Regions from separate parts of the Homo sapiens genome. Here region 2 is linked to region 1. A link is an interaction called in ENCODE POLR2A ChIA-PET data of the cell type or tissue named here. Cell type or tissue: PC-3. All regions are shown on one strand. Each heading gives the region's core, and the rest is flanking DNA. Links, peaks and the distances in the headings are about the cores only. Region 1 overlaps NID2 (nidogen 2). Region 2 has its middle 7.1 kb from the start of LINC02310.

The links. ChIA-PET counts read pairs that join two places held together with the same protein. Peaks named below come from ENCODE experiments on the same cell type or tissue, not always from the same donor. Only the 100,000 strongest peaks of a DNase experiment are listed, where the experiment ranks them.
Region 2: POLR2A ChIA-PET joins it to region 1 with 7 read pairs; 2 of 35 experiments call an interaction of 5 or more read pairs at or near these places.

Annotation. Positions count from the first base shown.
Region 1 is chr14:52,041,450-52,049,787 of GRCh38, forward strand. NID2 (nidogen 2) reads right to left here. Exons shown (of 22, transcript NM_007361.4): 6 at 1,333-1,482; 7 at 656-901. Among named protein-coding and RNA genes, the nearest start is that of NID2, 23 kb to the right of the region's middle. In PC-3, for the core only: a CTCF peak has its summit at 2,440; a DNase peak (open chromatin) is centred at 3,942; H3K27ac peaks cover 1,520 bases.
Region 2 is chr14:51,400,109-51,408,446 of GRCh38, forward strand. It overlaps a transcript of FRMD6 not described here. Among named protein-coding and RNA genes, the nearest start is that of LINC02310, 7.1 kb to the left of the region's middle. In PC-3, for the core only: no CTCF peak of the experiment used is centred there; no DNase peak of the experiment used is centred there; H3K27ac peaks cover 440 bases.

The sequences.
Region 1 (8,338 bases), core at 307-8,306:
TAAAGATAAAACCTCTAGCAAACAAGTTTTCAGGTTGGAAGGTGAGAATCCAAAAAGTATCTTCTAAATCCTTGTTGTCAACGGGTGGCCTTTCCAGCAACACTGGTACCTCACCTCCTAGCTTGGTAGAAAAGCAAAATCACGGACCCCACCCCAGGCCTGCTGAACCAGAATTTACATTTTGACAAGACCTCCAAGTGATGTGTGTGCAGGTTCAAGTCTGGGGTGCACCGGCCTATACTATTATAGGTTGTGGAGCTGGGAGGAGAAGAGCACCCCTTCCCCATGAAGTAAAATCATCCCCAGGTGCCCCAAGTACCATTTTTGCATTTGACAGATCTGTGCATAATTTAAAAAGCCTGACAAATATGCTGCAACAAATTGGGGTAAGAGGACACAAATGTTCTGAATGGAATCATCCTGTTTCTCAGAACAGCTGGGAGAACATTTAGACGAAATCACTGCCTTTCAAAAATCAGTGATGTGAGGTCAAACCATTCCCAACAACCTGTGGCCAGAAAACTACACACATGTGGCTCTAGTACATTAAACAAGTGATTCCTCTGTCACTGCGTAAAGGCCTAAAGACAGTGCCCCAAGGAGCACCACTGCCAAAGCAATGCTGACTACCGGCCTTCTCAGAGGCCCTACTCACCTGCGAGGCTGAAGCCGTTCTCAGAGCCAGGTTTTTCTAAAGCAAAGAGCCAGCCAAACAGGCCTCCAATTGGTGTGAGGGGGAGGAGGGCCTGGGCTGCTGGCTGTGGGATGTGGCTGATGGCCGTGTAGGCTCTGCCATCATTGCCCACGATATACGCATGCAGGTCCACATCAGTGAAGTGCACGGGTGTATGGCCCACGTGGAGGTGGCCACTCACTTTCCCATTCACTCGGTGAGGTGCCCCTAAAAGACAGCAAATCCAGTTAGGCTTGGACGTCATCCTGGCTAGAGATGGGTGTACCCAGGTATAATTATTCCACTGACAACTTCCAAAACTCACTCTTTAGCAAGTCACTTTAATGATTTCCTAACCAACCAATTATCCATCTATGAAACAGTCCTGCCTCCAGTCTGTTTTCTCCCCTCCTCCTTCTACTCCACTACACTTTGGCTCTAATGAGCTGGCAGAAGGAAGCATTTCTGGATAATCCTCAAATTGGGAATCAGCCCAAACCAGTTCATTCCTCACACATTTATTGAGCACCTGCAAGTTGATAGCACTCTGATTTAAGTAGTGGAGATGTTTGGTCCATAAAGCAGAGCTCACAGTGGTAGCTGGAAACAGGTAAGCAGCAGGAATAGACACACAGGAGTTCCTGGCCCCAGTCAATTACCTTCAGGCAGACAGTGCTTCCCATTTCCATAAAACTTGGATTGGCAGTGGCAGCAGAAGCCAGTGGCATAGTCCGTGCAGAAGGCATGCCGGGAGCATTGTCTGTGGTTGTGTTCACAGGTTTCCTTGTTGGCAGCATTATACGTGAAGACTGAAAAATAAAACAAACTTGCCTTAAAAGGACTAAATGATTCCAATGTCACTGCTGCATCGGGGACACAACATCTGCTCCATAGAAGCAGTTTAGATCATAACAAACAGTTTTTGATGTTTAAGAGACCGGCATAACATTCAACCCAAGGGAATTAATCTGCTTTGTCTGCTGGCAAGAAGAATTGCTTACTGCTCCCGGCTGGGTCCCATTGCAGAGTTGGTGAACTAAGATGAGACTGCACCCGTGGGTTTGAGTGCAGTAAAATGAAAGCAAACCAGTAAGTACATGTTAGGTTGAACTTCATGAAACCACTATTTTTGTGGGTCAAAAAGGGCTAAATATCAGCACTTTTATATGGTTCAACCTAAACACATCCTGAGAGGAAGACATAATAGAGAAGCTAACAAATGTCTTATGTCTAACCATCCTTCTTTTAGGGAACACTGAACTTAAAAAAGATAATAGCTGGTCTCGCTACCAAGATTGTTTTGAGGGAAGGGTCTTAAAGAACACACGCACCTACCTCAAAGAAAAGGCATGGGGAGAAGGGGACAGAGGAGGGCAAAACAACAGGGATTCAAGCTATTAAAATGCCCTATGCCCTTGGCAGGGTTTAACTATGATGGGTATGGTACAAGCATGATTTCCACGCAGTAGCAGACAGCTTGGGCCCCACTCGCAGATCTTCCAAGAAATTATGGAGGACTAGGATAAATTCAGTGCTCTGGCAGCTGTTTCTTCCATTTCCTACTTATTCTGCCCATTAAAAGAAGAGGGCCATCTGTGCTGCAAAGAAATGGGGAAACTGGAGCAAATGCCATAGTTCATAAAGGAAATAGCCAAGGGGGTAGGGTGTGGCGGGGGTTGTGGATGGACAGGAGGGTGCTTTCTCCGGGGCACTAGGAAATATGCCAATCCCAAGCATGGCCACCAGGAGGCCAAGCGGCTGCACACACCTCTGCCTCCACATCCCCAGGAGGTGGAGTTGGCTGGAGACTCCAGGAGCATGCTGTTGAGCAGGGATGGCATGGAATTCTAGTGTGAGACACGGATGCTGGCATGAAGGAGGACACCCACCCTACTCTTAGGAAAAACCAAGTGGTAGTTGTGTTCCAGGTCTATCTGGAAACGAGGAGACAGGAGGGGAGGAAGAAATCCAAAGATCAATCTTTACCCAGTATTCCCAGGGAGAACAGAAAGTAAAGGAGCTAATGAGACATAGCATTATAGGTACAATGTCACCAAGATAAAGACCTCCATCAGCAAATAAAAATATAACAAAGTTAACACTTCAATCGCGCTTAACATATACAAGCTTTACATTTAACAACCTTTTTTTTTTTTTTTTTTTTTGAAACGGAGTCTCGCTCTGTCGCCCAGGCTGGAGTGCAGTGGCACGATCACAGCTCACTGCAAGCTCCACCTCCCAGGTTCACGCCATTCTCTTGCCTCAGCCTCCTGAGTAGCTGGGACTACAGGCACCCACCACCACGCCTGACTAATTTTTTGTATTTTTTAGTAGAGACAGGGTTTCACCATGTTAGCCAGGATGGTCCTGATCTCCTGACCTCGTGATCCACCTGCCTCGGCCTCCCAAAGTGCTGGGATAACAGGCGTGAGCCACCCCGCCCGGCCAACAACTCTTAATTTGCACAACAACCCTAGGTAGCAGGGACTTTTTTTTGTTGCTGTTGTTGAGACAGGGTTTTGCTCTGTCACCCAAGCTGGAGAGCAGTGGTGCCATCTCGGCTCACTGAAAGCTCGACTTCCCAGGCTCAAGTGATCCTCCTATTTCAGCCTTTTGAGTAGCCGCAGCCACAAGCATGCATCACACCTGCCTACTTTATTTTTTGGTAGGGTGGGTTGGGGGGAGGGGTCTCCCTGCGTTGCCCAGGTTGGTCTCGGTCTCGAACTCCTGGGCTCAAGTGATCTTCCCACCTAGGCCTCCCAAAATGCTGGGATTACAGGTATGAGCCACCACTCTGGCCAGGGACAATTTTTTAACCCGTTTGCAGATAAAGCTGAGGCACAGTAGACTAAAGCACCTGAAGTCGCATAGGCAGTGAGTGGCAAAGGTGGGAACCGAACCTAGGACATCTAGCTGGAGAATCTTAACTGCTACTCTCCACGACCCCTTCAATGGGATCCAAGTACGGAGATCATGAGCACTAGATTAGGGGTCACCACATGTCTGGGGTTAATCAGCACAGACTTCAAGTATAATTCGAGTCATACTTTATAAACTGGGTTTAATGGTAGAAGCAAGCAGGGAAGATTATCGAGATGACTATTACAGCATGTTGAAAAACAGCACAGGTAAGAAATGAGAGTAGCAGCAGCGGCATTAGCTTTTGAACAGTACTGGAGTGCTGCCTGCAGATCCTTGGGAAAGCAGCAAGCTGAGGGTTGGCAGGACAGACAGTGTAGGTTCAAGTGGAAAATCTGATTAGAACATAGTAGGAATGAAGTTATGACTCAAGATTTAGTATAGGGCCTTGATGACTTGGCTAAGAAATTCCAGTTTGATAAAAATAGAAAATTAGGCATGACTCAACTTTATTTAAACAAGAAAGTGACAAGCTTAACTTAAACAGAAAAGTGATATAAAACTCAAGGCAGAAAAAAAAAAAAAAAAAACCCAGGATGGATCATGGTAAAATAGATGGCTGTGAAGAAAACTGTATCACTGTCTATTAGTTTAAGAAAGGGAAAAAAACATTTAGAGTAAAAGGAAATGAATGTAACTTGGATGTGTCAAAATCTCAGGTTTCTCCAGCTCAGAAATTCACAACTAAGTGTAAGGAAGCAGCTACAGGAGGGACTCACACACTCACCAGTGTGCTCATGGCTTAAGGGCCATCAGGACTTTCTCCCAGAGCTCAAGGAATGAGGGGCTGCAGAAAGCGCCAAGCTCTAGGACTCAACCTCAGCCCTCCCTCGGGGGCTTTGTGGAAACTATGCAAACTGTCTTTCAGCTTCCTCATCTCTAAAATAAGTAGAACACCTCTTCCTCACCCCTGCATTGCCAGAAGTCGCATTTCTTCTTAATGTACTTCTGAACACCAAGTAAAAAGGCAATCTGCTATAGGTCTAAAGAACAGCCATTTGGCTGGGCCCGGCAGCTCACACCTGTAATCCCAGCACTTTGGGAGGCCGAGGCAGGCGGATCACGAGGTCAGGAGACTGAGACCATCCTGGCTAACACGGTGAAACCCCGTCTCTACTAAAAATACAAAAAATTAGCCAGGCGTGGTGGTGGGCGCCTGTAGTCCCAGCTACTCGGGAGGCTGAGGCAGGAGAATGGCGTGAATCTGGCAGGCGGAGCTTGCAGTGAGCCGAGATCGCACCACTGCACTCCAGCCTGGGCGACAGAGAGAGACTCCATCTCAAAAAAAAAAAAAAAAAAAAGCCGTTTTCATAATATTCAGATAAAAATCAATCCAAACTTTACAAGCTGTTCTGCCCACAAATTAAGGAAATAACAGGCTTGGATTGTATCTTATTTCAGTTATTTTGTGAAGCCTTATTCTGCAACCCAATTCTTATTCTGAGGCTGAATTATGAAACAAGGAGAGAGAAGATGGAGGAGAGACAGTCTAGATATGGAGAGTTAAACTAGGTGGAGTCATAGCTTTTATCTAAGTAAAAAGAGGCAGGGCGATGCAGCCAGCAACTTACAAGTGCAACTGTGCAAAGGTTTATAAATAGATTGGAAGCTGTACTACATTTTTCTATTACAGAAAAAGAAGTTATAACAATGAGCAGGCTCCCATGAAAGGCTATTATGAGACTTAAACTGTAATTACAATGGGCTAACTAGTTACTGTTAAGCTAACCTGGGAGTCTTTTTAAACAGTTTTGTGGAATATTGTATTTTTAGGATGGTACTTACTGAGCCAAGAACACACACTGTCTCTTTCAGCTTCATAACAGCCACATGAAGGAAAGAAGATGGATCAGCCCCTAATCCGGGGGAAGGCAAGCCTCCATTTATAATCCCTCTTCCACGCCTGCCTTCATACCCAAGTGCACACACAGGTTTGCACACTTACCATTTACAATGGCAGCTTGTTAGGTGAAAGGTAAATGCTTCTTACAATTTTTGTTCATTCATTCACTAATTCAACAAGTATTTACTGAGCATTCACTATAGACCTGTACCTAGTCTAGAAACTGAGGACATGGCAGGGAGCAAAAGAGACAAAAATTCACATCCTGAAGCTTACATTCTCCCCAGCAGCAGTCAATAAACAAGTAAATTACTTAGTGGGGTGGATGTGTAAGAGCTGTGCAAAGAAATACAGCAGAGAAAGACAAGAGGGTGGGAGGGGGCAGGTGTACATGGCTCTTTTTAATAGCATGGTCAGGGAAGACCTCAGGAGAAGGTGACTGAGCAGAGGCCAGGAGGAGGTGAGGGAGTGAACCCCACAGATGAGGGCAGGCGTGGTGCTGTGTCAGGCAGGAGGGGTGTGTGGGCATGTGGGAGGGATGGTGAGAGAAGAGGTGGCCTGGGTCATTCATGCAGGGTCTCAGAGATCACAGGAAGGATTTGAGCTTTCATCTGAGTGAGATGGGAAGCACTAGAGGGTTTCGAGCAGAAGAGTAACATGCTCCGACTACAGTAAATCAGACAGGAGCTGGTCCCTTGGTGGTAAGAAGTGCTGGTACAGGGGATAAGAAGGGCCCAGGTCTGGGATATTCTGAAGGTGGAACCGAGAGGGTTTGCTGGTAGACTGGATGTGGGATGATGTTCAGTCCTGATGTGGGAAACCAAAAGGGTGGAGCTGCCAGTTACTGAGATAGGGAGACTGAGGAGGAGCAGGTTTGTGGGGTTCAGTTCTGACAACAGCATGAGGCATCAAGGAAATTCACCAAGGGGTGAATAACAACTTACACCCTCAGCACAGCACCATGCAGTCCTTCACACGGAGAGCTGCATTTCTCCCGGTGGATTCCAGAGACCACTGCATCAGGATCACCTGAGATTTCTGTTAAAAATGCAAATTCTGAGGGCCCACCTTAGACCTACCAGTTCCACTCTCTGGGTGCATCCTAGCAATCTACACTTTAGCCACCCCGCCAGTGATTCTCACACCAATTGGTGTTGATAGAAGGCTTGGGATACAACAAGCCTTGGATTTCTGAGCTAGGTGTTGCTCATCAATGTCGTTAACAAATTTAATCTGACCAATTGGCAGCTCCTGGGGTGGGCAGAATGTTAGGAAATTTCTCGTGCTCATTTCTGGCCACCTGAGAAGCTGAGCTCAGTGCTTACGGCCCATTTGGGCATCCATCCACAAGAATACAACGTGAAGATTCTTTAGTGAAAGTAATACAGACGCACAGCAGCCAGATAGCCCTTCCCTGAAGAAGGGGGAGACCTGGAGCTAGAACGGTGCTGAGCCCACGTGCAGCTATTTATCCAGGGCGAGAAAAGCCAGACCTCCGGCCAACGTGACTGCTCAAATTTCTATGGGAATTGCAGTGAAATTCAAAGAGGCTGAACTTCTTGAAGGCTGGGAATCAAGATCTGGATCCCAGCTAGATGAGATGTGCAATAAACCCACCCGAGGAAAAGTGGCACTTTTTCTTTTCGGTGGTCATTTTCATGTCCCTATCATGGCTTTGAGTGTATTTTCATGCACTTCTTCCTATTCTAGTTAGAAGATATCTCCATTTTATAAATGAGAAAATTGAGGCCTACAGAGATGAAACAATCTTCTGGCTCTAAATCCCATCAAATTGAGGGGGCATCAGAATCACTGAAGTGCAGAGGAATATGGCAGGGTCAGACAAGAGGGTGAGAGAGGGCAGGCACACCTGGCTCTTTGAAATAGTATGGTCAGGGAAGACCTCGGGAGAAGGAGACATTTGGGCAGAGGCCTGGAGGTGTTGAAGGAGTGAGGTGGCTTAAAAATGCAGTTTCTGGTTCAGAAGGTAGAGGAGGCGCTTGGAAATCAGTGTTTTTAACCAGGCTCCCAGCTGAGTGAGAGGAAGGTGGATGAGTGCCCACACTTTGAGAAATACAGTTTCTAGTCCATGGCCTCCTCTGGGACCCACACTATGCCAGGAAGCTCCTGCCACGGAGAGTCAGACCATAAAGAAGTTTGCTGACACCTCAGGGCACAGCAGGAGGGTGGAGGCTGGCCAGGTTTGAATGAACTCATTTTGTCATGGATTTGTTAACTGAGGTTTGATAGTTGCTAAAGGATTCTTAACATGAAGATTTTTTAAATCTCTTTTTTTTCTATTTAATGTTTTTTTTGTTTGTTTTTAACTTTTCTCATGTCCTTAATAGAAAGAAAAATGGGGTGGGGAGATATCAGAGGAAAGAAAGAAATGCCCTGCCAAAGGACTTGAGACTTGTCCTAACTAGGAGTTCGTAACAAAAATGGAAAATTCTCCTCTGCACTTGTTCTGAGCCATCTTTCAATCTTCATTTTCCCAGAAACACTTAAGCACCTGTCTGCAGCCCTTGGCCGGCCTGCCCTTCTTCACAGAAGGCCCTGGGCCAGACACAGGGGAGGTTCCATGGTGTCGACTGGGTTCACTGGGCCAACACAGAGGGACACAGGAGGCTTCGTGCACAGGGCTGCTTCAGGACAGCTGGAGCAACTACTAACAATTTTTACTGCTACCTCAAAAAAAAAAAAAGTCATTTTCACCGCAGGAAAAATTCTTCTAAGTTTTCCCATCTCTCAGAATGACAGACTAGTTAGAAAAACCATATCCAACTTTATAACAAACAGTGGAATGCTTTTTCGTCCAGTTTTCATGTTTGTTTAATTTTGATGTGTGTGGCATGTAATGATGCTGGTGGCAGTGATCACGACCCTGGGGGTGGCCTTTTACA
Region 2 (8,338 bases), core at 10-8,009, 640 kb before region 1:
TTTGTGGTAAGAACATTTAAAGTCCTCTCTTTTAGCTATTTTGAATGTAAAATGTATTATTATTAACTTTAGTCACCATGCCATGCAATAAGTCACCAGAACGTATTCCTTCTGTTTCTGTCTAACTGAAACTGGTGCCCTTTGACCAATGTCTTTCCTTCCCCATCTACCGCTCTACTCCCAGCCTCTGGGAACCATTCTACTCTCTACTTCTACTTTTTTTAGATTCCACATGCAAGTGAGGTCATATGGTAACTGTTTCTCCATGCCTGGCTTATTTCACTTGGCATAATGTCCTCTAGGTTCATTCATGTTCATACAAATCACAGAGTCTCCTGCATCATTACTATTTTCTCCCCTAATATTTTACTCTTGTCCATTATCACCTAATTAATCAGTATTTTTATTTTTTGGCAACTCAACTTTATCCAGTCTTTCTAAAAATTTCAATCTGTTTTTTGGAGAAATAAAAATCTCTCTTTTGTAATTCCATTGGTGTATATACTATTTAATAAAATTATATAATTACAATAAAAAACTATAACAGCATAAACAGGTTTGGGAACAAACACACCTGATTCTTGGTGAGCATGGAACTCAACTACTGGGAATAAACATGTGTGGGTTAATGAAAGACAGCCTACAGGCTGTGAGCACTCAGCATGCTGGGGCATTAGACAAAAGTTTATTATGTAAAGAATGGAGAGTTATGGCTAATCCAGAGGGCTATTTAGGTTTTAAAGAGCCCTTCTACTACACAGTAATTTATTTAGCCAATTTCCTAGGTTGAACATCTTAACAGTTTTTCTCCCACTCACTGTTGAAAGTAATGCAGCATTAAATATCTATGCAGATAATTCTTCAGCCACTTCCATAATTATTCCTAGAATTGGAACTACTGGGTAAAATTATATACATTTTGAAGACTTTAAATAGCACTTTCAAATTTTTCTTCAGAAAGGTTTTCCTGAATTTTTAAGTATTTTAAAACACAATTTAAAATAATGAGAAACCTTTTAATAGGCAGTCTAATTAAGCAACCAACTCCATTTTTCTGCATGTGGTAGGAATTTAAGTCTGATCCCTTTATCCTAAAACAATGACTTCACCTCTTCCAAGACATGGCAGAAAAACACCTTCCTTTTGTTTTCTGTGGCAATAGCAACAGTTCCATGGATGGAATTTATTTTTCATCCAGTAATTCAACCCATTTTGTTTTAGGATGTGGCTAGGAAAAACTGAGCCAAATATGCAAGATTAAGGCAACTTGATTTTTATGCTGTGTGTACAGTTCTGCTTTGGGTTTGGCGGACACAAACAGTTTCCATGGTTTGGGAGTTTTTGTTGTAGCAACAAGTTCCTTGGGCAGCAGTCTGAAATGCAAGGTCCCTCTGCAAGGAACATTTTGAACTCTGAGAGTAAAAGGATCAGATCAGGTGATATCTTGGATGGGTTCTCTGGAATGCCCATCCTAACCCAAGCTCAGGCCAAAAGTAAAACAGTCTTCAATTTCTCTGAAGACTTTTTCCATTGTTTGGAACTTCCCCGTAGGAGTATTCAACTTGCTAATGTCAACAGGGCTCGAATGGGACGCTGACAGAGGCACGTGACTGAGACTAATATGAAATCACTATACTGTGATGAATTTAAAGAAACTGCTCTTCCCTGACCTCCTACCCATGTATTTGGGAAGAACAGGGGGTGCCCAAGACAGCCAGACTTGTTCATCCCAAGAGTGTCTGTCAGGGGAGATCATGGCACATGAGGATTGAGAATAGATGTTGGAAAACAGGCCGTGGAGGGAGTGCTGAAGATAAGGTTGAAACACTTGGCCCAGCCAGGCCTCCTATCACAAGAGCTGGACAAACAGCCAGAGCCAAGGAACTGGGCCAAAACGAGGGAATCTGAGTAACCAGGAAAGCTGGTAGGCCAGTAATATGAGGTCTGGGCAAATTCAGTGGAGACTAGATAACACTGTCCCTGGGATTTTTGATATACTATTGGCAGATATCTGTGTGGATAAATTCTGTTCATATAAAAAGGCTGGGATAAAAAGAATCATTATGGCCTTGAAGAGAATGCCTGCAAATGGCAGTAGGAAGGTTGGGGAGTTTATTTGAACTCCAGGTTTTAAAAGAGATGTGAGAGAACAAGAAGGTCAGAGAGACTATCTCTGGCCAGGCAGCTATTTCACAAACCTTTATTATATGGTTTGGCTCTGTGTCCCCACCCAAATCTCATTCCCACGTGTTGTAGAGAGACCCAGTGGGAGATGATTGAATCATGGGGGAGGGTCTTTCCCTTGCTGTTCTCATGATAGTGAGTGGGCCTCACAAGATCTGAAGGTTTTAAAAACGGGAGTTTCCCTGCAAAAGCCCTCTCTTTGCCTGCTGCCATCCACGTAAGATATGACTTGCTCCTCCTTGCCTTCTGCTATGATTGTGAGGCTTCCCCAGCCATGTGGAACTGTAAGTCCATTAAACCTCTTTCTTTTGTAAATTGCCCAGTCTTGGGTATATCTTTTTTTCTTTTCTTTTTTTTTTTTTTTGAGACGGAGTCTCACTCTGTCACCCAGGCTGGAGTGCGGTGGCATGATCTCGGCTCACTGCAAGCTCTGCCACCCGGGTTCACGCCATTCTCCTGCCTCAGCCTCTTGAGTAGCTGGGACTACAGGTGCCCACCACCATGCCCAGCTAATTTTTTGTATTTTTAGTAGAGATGGGGTTTCACCCTGTTAGCCAGGATGGTCTCGATCTCCTAACCTCATGATTCGTCCACCTCAGCCTCCCAAAGTGCTGGGATTACAGGCGTGAGCCACCGCGCCCAGCTAGGGTATATCTTTATCAGCAGTGTGAATACAGACTAATACACCATAGGTAGGGGACGCAGGAAGGTTCCCAGAATCCCTCTTCAATCTCTCTCCCAAATGCTTACGAAGGCTTGAAATTCTCCGGTAGAAATTCACTGTTTTGGAAAGTATATGATGCTTGATGGTATTTTCAAAATAAAAGATAAAAGTAGATATATAAACATGTGTAAGATAAAACAAATAAAAATACCATCTACCTGGTTTAAGAAAAATAGTTCATCCTTTAAGTCCTCTGTAGGACTCTGTGGGCTCTTCCTCTTTCAGAGAAAATTGTTATCCTGATTTTTGTGTCAATCATTGCCTTGCCTTTCTTTAAGATTTTACCTTTTACATTTATTGACCTATAAAACATATTGTTTAGTTTTACCTGTATTTGAACTTTGTACAAATAGAATCAGACTATATTCTGCAACTTTTATTTTATTTTATTTTATTTTATTTGAGACAGGGTCTCACTCTTTTACCTAGGCTGGAGTGCAGTGGCACGATCATGTCTCACTGCAGCCTCTACCTCCCTGGCTCAGGTGATCTTCCCACTTCAGCCTCCCTGGTAGCTAGTATTACAGGCATGCACCACTGTGCACAGCTAATTTTTTGTATTTTTTGTAGAGACGAGATCTTGCTATGTTGCCCAGGCTGGTCTTGAACTCCTGGGCTCATGCAGTCTGCTCATCTCAGCCTCCCAAAGTGCTCGGATTACAGGCATGAGCCACCATGCCCAGTCTTGCAACTTTTTAAAATCAATATTATGTATTAAGTTTCATATGTGTTTTTACAAGTACCTGTAGTTCTCATTTTATTGTTATATAAAATTGTATTGAATGAATATGCCACAAACTTAAACTCCACAATTGATAAACTTTTGGATTTTTTTCAAGATTTTTGCTATAACTGAACAGTGCAGGTACAAATATTCTTGCGTGGGTCTTCTGGTACAAGTATTTCCATAGGAGAGAAGATGTGAACTTACAGGACTTGTGAATCTCCAAATTTATTAGAAAGTGCCAAATTATTTTCCAAAGTGGCTGCACCCATTGGAACTTCTACCAGTGGTGTCTAAGTGTTATGTACCACATGTACATGTTATACATGTCATCACTGATTCTTGTTATTTTTAGAATTTTTAATTTTTGCTTTTCTGGTAGGCTTGAAATACTATTGCATTGTAGTTTTAATCTGCATTTTTCTTAACACTAATAAAATTGATCTTTTTACATTTATTGATGTATTTTCTCTTTTGGAATATGTTCAAGCTTTGACCATTTTTCTTTCTGTTTTTGCTGAATTTATTTTTATATATTCTGAATATTAAAAGTATGTCAGTTGTATTTGTTGCAAATATTTTCTCCCAGTTGGTGACTTGTCTTTTTACTATATTTATGATGTCTTTCAATTTGTAGTACTTAATTTTAATATAGTTAAAATTTGCCAAATTTCTCAAATTTCTGTTTTATGGGTTGAGCTTTTAAGTCTTATTTTAAAATGTTTTCCTATGTAACAGTCATAAAGATATTCTTCTATTTTTTTCTCTAAAAATGTTAGTGTTGTTGGCATTCTCCCTCAAGTCTTTGATTCACCTAAGAATTGATCTTTATATAAGCCATAATGTGGAAATCCAATTTGATTTGTTTTCCTTATGGATAACCAATTGTTCCAGTACCATGTTTTAAAAGTCCATCCCTTCTTTAGTATTCTGCAATGCTTTCTCTGCCACAAGCCACATGTATGCTTTCTATTCTGTTCTACCACTGACTCACACTCCATTGTTTTAGTTGATATACTATATTAATAATTCTTTTTAAAAATTTTTATTTTAGGTTTGGCAGTACATGCAGGTTTGTTATGTAGGTAAACTCTTCTCACCAGGATATGTTGTATAGATTATTTAATCACCCAGGTATTAAGCCTAGTATCCATTAGTTATTTTTTCTGCTCCTCTCCCTCCTTCCACCCTCCCCCAACATGTAGGCCCCAGTGTCTGTTGTTCTCTTCTTTGTGTCTATGAGTTCTCATCATTTAGCTCCCACTTACAAGTGAGAACATGCGGTATTCGGTTTTCTGTCCCTGCCTTCGTTTGCTAAGGATAATAGCTTCCAGCTTCATCCATGTTTCCGCAAAAGACATGATCTCACTCTTTTTTATGGTGGTATAGTATTCCATGGTATATATATACCACATTTTCTTTATTCAATCTGTCATTGATGGGCATTTAGGTTGATTCCATATCTTTGCTTTTGTGAATAGTGCTGCAATGAACACTTGTGCGCATGTGTCTTTATGGTAGAATGATTTATATTCTTCTGGGTATATTCCAAGAAATGGGATTTCTGGGTCTAATGGTAGTTTTGTTTTTTGCCCTTTAAGGAATTGCCATGCTACTTTCCACAATGGTTAAACTAATTTATACTTTCATCAACTGTGTATAAGTGTTCCCTTTTCTCCAGCATCTGTTATTCTCCAGCATCTGTTATTCCAGCATCTGTAAGTTCACCAGCATCTGTTATTTTCTGACTTTTAATAATAGCCATTTTGACTGGTGTGAGATGGTATCTCACTGTGATTTTGATTTGCATTTCTCTAATGATCAGTGACTTGAGTTTTTTTTTTCAAATGTTTGTTTACCGCATGTATGTCTTCTTTTGAAATGTGTCAGTTCACGTCCTCTGCCCACTTTTTAATGGGGTTATTTGTTTTCTCTTGTATATTTGTTTTCTCTTGTATATTTGTTTAAATTCCTTATAGATGCTGGATGTTAGACCTTTTCCAGATGCATGGTTTGCAAATATTTTCTCCCATTCTGTAGGTTGTCTGTTTACTCTGTTGATCGTTTCTTTTGCTGTGCAGAAGCTCTTTAGTTTAATTAGATCCCTCTTGTCAATTCTTGCTTTTGTTGTGATTGTTTTTGGTGTCTTTGTTATAAAATCTCTGCCTGTTCCTATGACCAGGATGGTATTGCCTAGGTTGTCTTCCAGGGTTTTTACAGTTTTGGGTTTTACATATAAGTCTTTAATCTATCTTGAGTAGATTTTTGTATATGGTGTAAGGAAGAGGGCTGGTTTCAATCTTCTGCATATGGCTAGTGAGTTATCCCAGCATCATTTATTTAATAGGGAATCCTTTCCCCATTGCTTGTTTTTGTCAAGTTTGTCAAAGAGATGGTCATAGGTGAGCGGTCTTATTTTTAGGCTATTCTGTTCCACTGGTCTATATCCCTGTTTTTGTACCAGTACCATGATGTTTTGGTTACTGTAGCCCTGTAGTATAGTTTGATGTTGGGTAATATGATACCTTCAGCTTTGTTCTTTTTGCTTAGGATTACCTTGGCTATTCATGCTCTTTTTTGGTTCCTTAAGAATTTTTAGTTTTTTTTTAGTTCTGTGAAGAATGTTATTGGTAATGATAGGAATAGCATTGAACCTGTAAATTGCTGTGGGCAATATGGCCATTTTAATGATATTGATTCTTCCTAGCCATGAGCATGCGATGTTTTCTATTTGTTTATGTGTTTTCTGATTTCTTTGAACAGTATTTTGTAATTCTCATTGTAGAGGTCTTTCACCTCCCTGGTTAGCTGTATTCCTAGGTATTTTAGTCATTTTGTGGCAATTGTGAGTGGGATTGCCTGCCTGATTTGGCTCTCAGCTTGGCTGTTGTTGGTATATAAAAATGCTAGTGATTTTTGTACATTGATTGTTATACTAATTAGATCCTCCACCCCAGCCTAATTATTCTTCAAGATTATCCTCACTACTTCCATATGTATTTGTAAACCAAGCTTGTCCAAATATATACATAACCACATGCATACAAAAGGCAGTCTTTCAAATAATGCTTTGTCATTTTCTCTATGAAGGCCTTGTGCATCTTGTTAGATATATTGCTTTATATTTTTAATGCTATTATAAATAATATTGTTTAAAATCTCATTTTAGAACACCTTGTTGTTGGTGTTAAAAAATGCAAGTGATATTTACATATAGATTTTTGTATCAGACAAACTTGATAAACTGTTACTAGTTCTAATTATTTATTTGAGCGTTCATTGAAACTTTCCACATGGATAGTTATATTAACTGCAATTAATGTGAATTTTTTTCTAAGTTTCCACATTTCCTAGGACTGACTAGAACCTCTGATAATAAGGAAAATGTATAATATAATTTACCATGTAGTATTATTTTTTTTAAATGTTAAAGTAATTGTGATTGTAACATCCATTTTATTTATTATTGTATTTGATTAGCTCATATTTTGTTTGGATTTTGCATCTGTGTTCAACAGTAAGATTGGCATGTAATATTCTTTTTTCATATTGTCCTTGCAAAGTTGGAATATCAAGGTAATGCTAACCTCATAAAATGAAATGGAAGGTATTCCTCTTTTTCAATATTCTGGAATAGTTTGTGTAATTAGGATTATTTTTTCTTGAATGTTTGGTAATTTTTGTTAGTGAAGCCATCCAAATATTGGCTTCACTAACAAATATTACCAAACATTCAAAATTGGTGAAAAATAAAATTTCACCAGTTTTATTTGTGAAATTTAATTTTTTTCATGGGTATAGAATCATTTAACTTTTCTGTTTCTTCTTGGGTCCATTTTGGTAATATACATTAAAAAAGGAATTTGTCAATTTTTTCTTTTCTCATATGAATATTTATTACTGCTTTCTATATTTGGCAAGTAGACTTAAAAAATTCAGTTTAAAATATTTTTCTAATTTTCATTTTGATTTGTTCTTTGACCTATAAATAATTTAGAAGTGTTTCTTAATTTCCAAACATGAGGATGTCATCTCATTATGATTGTATTATTGATTTCTAACTTAATTGCCTGATTAGCAGAGAACATGAGATGTTCTTTATGGTTCATTTAATTTGGGTAATTATCATAAATGCTTTATATATGCTTTGGCAGTTTGTGTATTTCAGTGAATTTTTCTACTGAATTATCTTAGTTCTCAAATTTATGGGCATAAACTCTATAGCATTCCTTTATTGTTCTTTAGGTAGAAGACTATGGCTGCTTTTAATGCTTTCTTTTCAATCTTTAGTGTTCTGGAATTTGACTAGGTTGTCTTAATCTATGGACATTTTAAAACTTATTTTAACTGGGATTTATAGAGCATTCTGAGTCTTCACATTGCTGTCTTTTATTAGTATTGGAAAATTCTCAGCTATTCTTTTTTTTTTTTTTACAAATACAATATCACTCTGTTGCCCAGGCTGGAGTGCAGTGGTACAGTCATGACCCACTGCAGCCTCTACCTCCTCCTAAGCTCGGGTGATCCTCTCACCTCAGCACCCCTAGTAGCTGGGACTACAGACATGCGCCACCACACCTGGCTAATTTTATTAATTCTTTAATATTGTTTTCTCCTTATTTTCTCTCAACTCCTTACTGTCCTTCAGGAATACTGCTTGAATTTATGTTAACATATACCATAGTCTATATTACATAACTCTTAAC